2 separate regions of the Homo sapiens genome follow, and region 2 is linked to region 1. Evidence: chromatin loops called from intact Hi-C (ENCODE). Cell type or tissue: mammary epithelial cell. All regions are shown on one strand. Each heading gives the region's core, and the rest is flanking DNA. Links, peaks and the distances in the headings are about the cores only.

Region 1 (2,919 bases), core at 321-2,820:
ATGTAGAAAAGGAATTGACTTTTATGTAGTAACCTTGTGTCTTGCAACCTTGCTATAATTACTTTTTTTCTTTTTTCTTTTTTTTTTTTTTTTTTGAGACATAGTCTCACTCTGTCACCCAGGCTGGAGTGCAGTGGTGTGATCTCAGCTCACTGCAACTTCCACTTCCTGAGTTCAAGCGATTTTCGTGCCTCAGTCTCATGAGTAGCTGGGATTACAAGTGCGCGCCGCCGCACTCAGCTAATTTTATTTTATTTTATTTTATTTTATTTTATTTTATTTTATTTTTAGTAGAAACAGGGTTTCACAATGTTGGCCAGGCTGGTCTCGAACTCCTGACCTCAAGTGATACACCCACCTCGGACCGGAAAATCATAACAACTGTCCTCATTCAAATAAATAACTACAATTGTTTGAATCATTAAATAAACAAATCTTTAGTCCTCTAACCCAGGTCAGTTTTCCATGCTGGGTAGTTGTATGGTGAGGATGGATATATGAAATTTGGTAAAGGAACATGATGGGGAGAGAAGACAGTCCCTTCTGCCTAAAGAGAAGTAAAGATTTCAAAGGAAGGACAAACAATACAAAACAAAACAAAAACAAAAACACCCCAGCATTTGGGCAAGAAATAATCTCTCCAATATTTTCCACCAAATATAGAAAAGCCGAGAAGCTCTAGTGAGTAGATGGGTTCCTTGGTGCTGGGTTTATTTGAAATTGCCAAAGTCCGCTTCTTCCTGGATAGATAAAAATTATGGGATGGAGTTGGTTAAGTGGCCCGCCCAGGTCACACGGTGAGTGGGACAGAACCCCGACCCAAGCTAGCTGGCTCCTGCTCTAGGAAGGATTGCCCCACCCGACCCTGTAAGTGTTGGTGGCAGCCAGGCTAAATCATCTTACGCAGTAACATTCCAAACTACTCTAGAACGAAAATGCTCACATCGGGGAGTCTTTCTACCTTTTTTCCAACCCCGTTTTGACCCATTGCTGCATATCTCAGCAATGCAATAATTCCAAACCCCAGATAAAGAACTAGAGAGAAATGAAAGCGTCTCTTTGCTGTCCGGCATATTTCAGAAGCAAAAATGTATAAGGAATCACAGAGCCGGTTTATTGTTCGTTGTAGTTTGTTTGCTAATTTCTGGCACCTCCCAGAAAACAGGAATCTCTGGAGATGTTCTCATCAGGAGAAGGAATAATCCGGTCCCTCCAAAGGGAGAACACAGAGGAGCTAGCTGGAGCCAGGTCAGCAAACCAGGGTTCAAATCCTATGTCCCATGCATTCCAGTGTTCAGCAAGGATCTACGTATTTAATACCTAGGCGTACTGTTTTTATCTGTTCGTTTGATATGTGCCAAGTAACTGAACCACTCTAGGTGTCATTTATCACTTTTGTGGTTGCTGCGAAATGTACCTAAAAATACCCGATTCTGGGTGTGGTTGTAAGGACTGAATCAGGATTAAGCCAGAAAAAGAGCGATTAAAAATATATTATTACAGGACTAACTGTGCGGAGGAAGAAAATGACTTTGCCACGCTTAGCATGTGACGAGGTGGCCGAGTGGTTAAGGCGATGGACTGCTAATCCATTGTGCTCTGCACGCGTGGGTTCGAATCCCATCCTCGTCGTTTCTGGAGGTTTTTATTTAACCCTCTGAAAGGATGGGTCTGAGTGCTGCCTAGTTAGCGTTTATCTTTGGTAGATTAATTTGCCAAGAAACCAAGTAAATTACTAAATGTATCTTAACTGGCCTCTGCTAATTTTCAGTTCTGAGTACAAGATTCTCTCAAATCTCAGGGACAATTCTTCCTCAGCAACATTGATCATACTTGTAAGTTAAATTAGCCAGTTGAAACATTTGGGTAGTGTTTACTTTTCCCTCCAGATGGTAACCTTCTTAAGGGCAAGAAATATATGTGTTCTCCATTGAGTTTCCAGCTCTTCTGAAGGAGCAACTGAATAATTAATTGAGGGCTATAGAAAAATATTGTCAATAAACTTAAAGTAAATGATAAAAATCATCCACATAAATATGTACAACAAGTTATTGATACTATATTTTGCAGGTATTTTCAGCCTAATTTTAACCTTACTGAAATTTTTACTCTTTGCTAACTTTAAACTGCCCTCCCCCAACAAAATACTTAACCATTATTGTCTGCTGGTCTCTAGCTTTGAGGAGGATTTGTCTCTGCTTAGAGATGTGACAAAGCTGAAAAATATACTCCATACGACATTCCCAGTTATGTCTAAAGATGCCTCCATAAGCAAGACAGAGAGGAATGTCCATATTGAATAGTTTCTACTTGTGATTTCCATCGTGGGCCTTGGGAGAAAAAAATATATATTTTTTATTTTATTTATTTTATTTAAGTTTTTGAATAGGCACTGCATTCACATGATTCCAAAATTATAAAGCTATATAAAATCTTGCACCCATCCATAATTATTCCCCAACCACCTAATTACATTCTTTACTGATAACCACTGTTGTTAATTCTTTCCAGGATTACACTAAGCACATATGAATATATATTACATAACATATATATTTCTATTTTTATCTCAAAAAAAGCACAAATGACAACATACTATGAATATCATTCCTTATCCTGCCCCATTTCCCTAACCAATATATCCTGGAGAGCTTTCTGTATCATCACAAAAAGTGAAAGCTTATTCTTTTTTAAGGATGCATTGTATCCCAATGCATACTTTACCATATATTATTTAACCAGTTCTCTGTTGGACAATTTGGGTTTTCTGTATCTTTTGCTATTATAAACTATGCTGCACAAATAACTTTATATATACATACATAAAATTTTGAATGTGTATATCTGTAATACTGCAATATAAATTTTTAAAAGTGAGTTTGCTGTGTCTTAGGATATACTCATTTAAAATATTTATAG
Region 2 (2,919 bases), core at 200-2,699, 77 kb before region 1:
GAATATACCACAGTTTGTTTATGCATTCACCTACTGAAGACGTCTCCGTTGTTTCCAAGTTTTGGCAATTATAAATAAAGCTGCTATAAACATGCATGTGCAGGGTTTTTGCATAGATATGCTTTCAACTCCTCTGGATAGGTACCAAACAGTGTGACTGCTGGGTCGTATGATAAGAGTATGATTAGTTTTGTGAGAAACTGCCAAATTGTCTTCCAAAGCAGTTGTATCATTTTGCATTCCCACCAGCAATGAATGAGAGTTCCTGTTGCTCCACATCCTCATCAGCGTTTGGTGTTGCCAGGGTTTTGAATTTTTGCCATTCTAAAAAGTGTGTAGTGGTATCATTGTTGTTTTAATTTGCATTTTCCTGATGATATATGATGTGGAAACTTTTTATATGCTTATTTGCCATCTGTACATCTTCTTTGGTGAGTAATCTGTTCAAATGTTTTGCCTACTTTTTAATCAGGTTGTTTGTACTTTTATTGTTATGCATTGAGTTCTTTGTATATTTTGGGTACCAGTCCTTTATCAGACATGTGTTTTGCAAATATTTTCTCTGTCTGTGGCTTGTCTTCTCATTCTCTTTGAGAGTGCGTTTCGCAGATCCGATTTTTAGATTTTTAATGAAGTATAAGTTATCAATTACTTCTTCCATGGATCATGTCTTTGATGTTGTCATTTTCGGTTTGAAGAGTCGCTGTTCTTCACTGTACAACATCTGAAGCAAGAGACAAAAACCTTTGTGCCCGCGGCTGCTGCAGGGGGGTCTGAGGGCAGAGAAGCGCTTTCAAAGGTTGGGGGCGTTGCGGCTGCCGCCGCCGGAGCGCCTGGCCAGGGCCTATCCCGGGTCCCGGGAAAGGCTGTTGCGTGCAGCTTCATTCTTCCGCGCAGCAGCCTTGCGGAGACTCAGAACGAGGTGCGGGGAAAGAGCTGACGGGTGGATCAAGAAAAGAGGGAAACAAGCAAACGCACCTTCTTAAACTAGAATTCTTGGTGAAGCCAGAGTTCCCAGATAAAGCTTCGGTGTCAGGTGAGCTAGATGGTATGTGTGGCCCGAGCCATTGCATGTGGGGAGAAAGGTCAGGCAGGATTTTCACGTTTTCATCTATTTGGACAGTTCCTTCTTCGAGCGGGGTCGAGAGCGAGAGGAGCGACAGCTCCCAAGGTACATTTCATCATTCAACGTACTCAGATGCAGGGAATTTGGGTTGCATTTTCCATGAGCCTTCGGCTAGCAGAAAATCTGTCAAAAGATCTTGAACAATCCCTTAATTCTTTCCGCCTGGGATTCAATTGCGCCAAGAGGACTAATTGTGCTAAAGCTATAAAAGTGTGCTTTGCTCTCAGTAACGACACAAGCTGGATGTTGTTAGTGTGTCCCGGAAGGAGGTTACTCAGGTGTAATCTGGGTTAGGCTTTAGGTGGAATTCATCCTCAGAGTTGGTCACTCCCTGGTCGAGCACGAGGTAATATAAAATGCTTCGCGTTTTTAACATGACAGGAATTCTCCGTTACAACCGACTTGTGCCAGGGGATGTAGCTCAGTGGTAGAGCGCATGCTTCGCATGTATGAGGCCCCGGGTTCGATCCCCGGCATCTCCAAGGCGATCACGTAGATTTTGTTTAATTCAGCCTCTGGAACAGAATATAAGAAAAACAAAGAAAAAACTATTTTAGTCCTTTCTCATTTTTGCCATTATCATTTCCTTTAAATCGATCAATTTCCTGTCTTTATGTTTGTTTCTCTTCTATTTGGTTGACTAGCCACACTCCATATTCCTGTTTCCTGGAAACTTCCAAGGTGTTTTATTATGTGGTGAGTAATACAAAGTCAGAGGGACAATTCAGAAATGTACTGTTCCTATGAATGCATCCAGGAAGAGGGAATAGAGCTGAATATCCAAGAATGTTTTAAGATCTACTAAATGAGGCCCTAATCCATTCCCAGTCTCCAGTGAAAAACTATCAGTAAAAATAAAATGTCTCCGTATCATAGTTTTTTTTTTGCGGGGTGGGGAAAGTGGAATAGGATGGAAAAGAGGAAAGTAGCATGCTTTTTTTAGTTTTAGTATTCAGGTGGGAGTTGCTTTCAACTTAAGGTCCACTCTATCACCTTAAGATAATGTAGATCTTGTCCTACAGTTACTAACCTGGTAACCATTTTCTCACTGCACGTTTTCAAGGTTTTTGTGTGGGAAAGCTGGTCATAGAACATTTGGGACATTTGGGAAAGTAGTAAAGGTTAGAAATAGCCTGTAGAAATGGAAGGCAGAGTTGGTTAGAAACTCACAACAGGTGGAACGCGGTGGCTCACGTCTGTAATCCCAGCTACTCGGGAGGCTGGGGAAGAAGAATCACTTGAACCCGGTAGGCAGAGGTTGAAGTGAGCCAAGATGGCGCCACGGCACTCCATCCTGGGCAAAAAAGAAAATCATAACAGATTTCCTGACAGCACTGAGAACCCAACTGAGGTTGCATTCTGGGCAACTGTAAGTAAATGAATTTTTAGGTTTATGTTATTTCTGCATTGCACTTATGTTCATGCTTTGATTCATTTGAGTGCTTTGGAATATTGATAATGAATTTGTTCTGTTGCTTCAGTTCACATTTAAAGATACACCAAAAATGCCAATGAGTATTTCTCTGCCATTGTTAAGAGGAAATAATTAAACATGATAAAAAAGAGAGGATCACAATAATAGTGAAATATTACAACGAAACATTATAAGAGGAAATAATGAAACATTATAAAAGCAAGGATCACAATAATAAGAAAACATTACAAAAAAATTAGCCAGGCATGGTGGCAGGCACCTGTAGTCCCAGCTAGTTGGGAGGCTGAGGCAGGAGAATCACTTGAACCTGGGAGGTGGAGGATTACAATCAGACTTGAATTTTACAAAGTTAATTCCA

What was found. A loop is a pair of places that touch in the nucleus more often than their neighbours do. Peaks named below come from ENCODE experiments on the same cell type or tissue, not always from the same donor. Only the 100,000 strongest peaks of a DNase experiment are listed, where the experiment ranks them.
Region 2: it touches region 1 in a loop (4-fold over the local background); 12 of 110 quality-filtered maps call a loop at or near these places.

Annotation. Positions count from the first base shown.
Region 1 is chr6:28,596,053-28,598,971 of GRCh38, reverse strand. It overlaps TRS-GCT4-1 (tRNA-Ser (anticodon GCT) 4-1), which reads left to right and starts at 1,551; the gene lies at 1,551-1,632. It also overlaps a transcript of SCAND3 not described here. In mammary epithelial cell, for the core only: no CTCF peak of the experiment used is centred there; a DNase peak (open chromatin) is centred at 1,511; H3K4me3 peaks cover 1,033 bases; H3K27ac peaks cover 747 bases.
Region 2 is chr6:28,672,525-28,675,443 of GRCh38, reverse strand. TRA-CGC2-1 (tRNA-Ala (anticodon CGC) 2-1) reads left to right here and starts at 1,537; the gene lies at 1,537-1,608. In mammary epithelial cell, for the core only: no CTCF peak of the experiment used is centred there; a DNase peak (open chromatin) is centred at 1,503; H3K4me3 peaks cover 925 bases.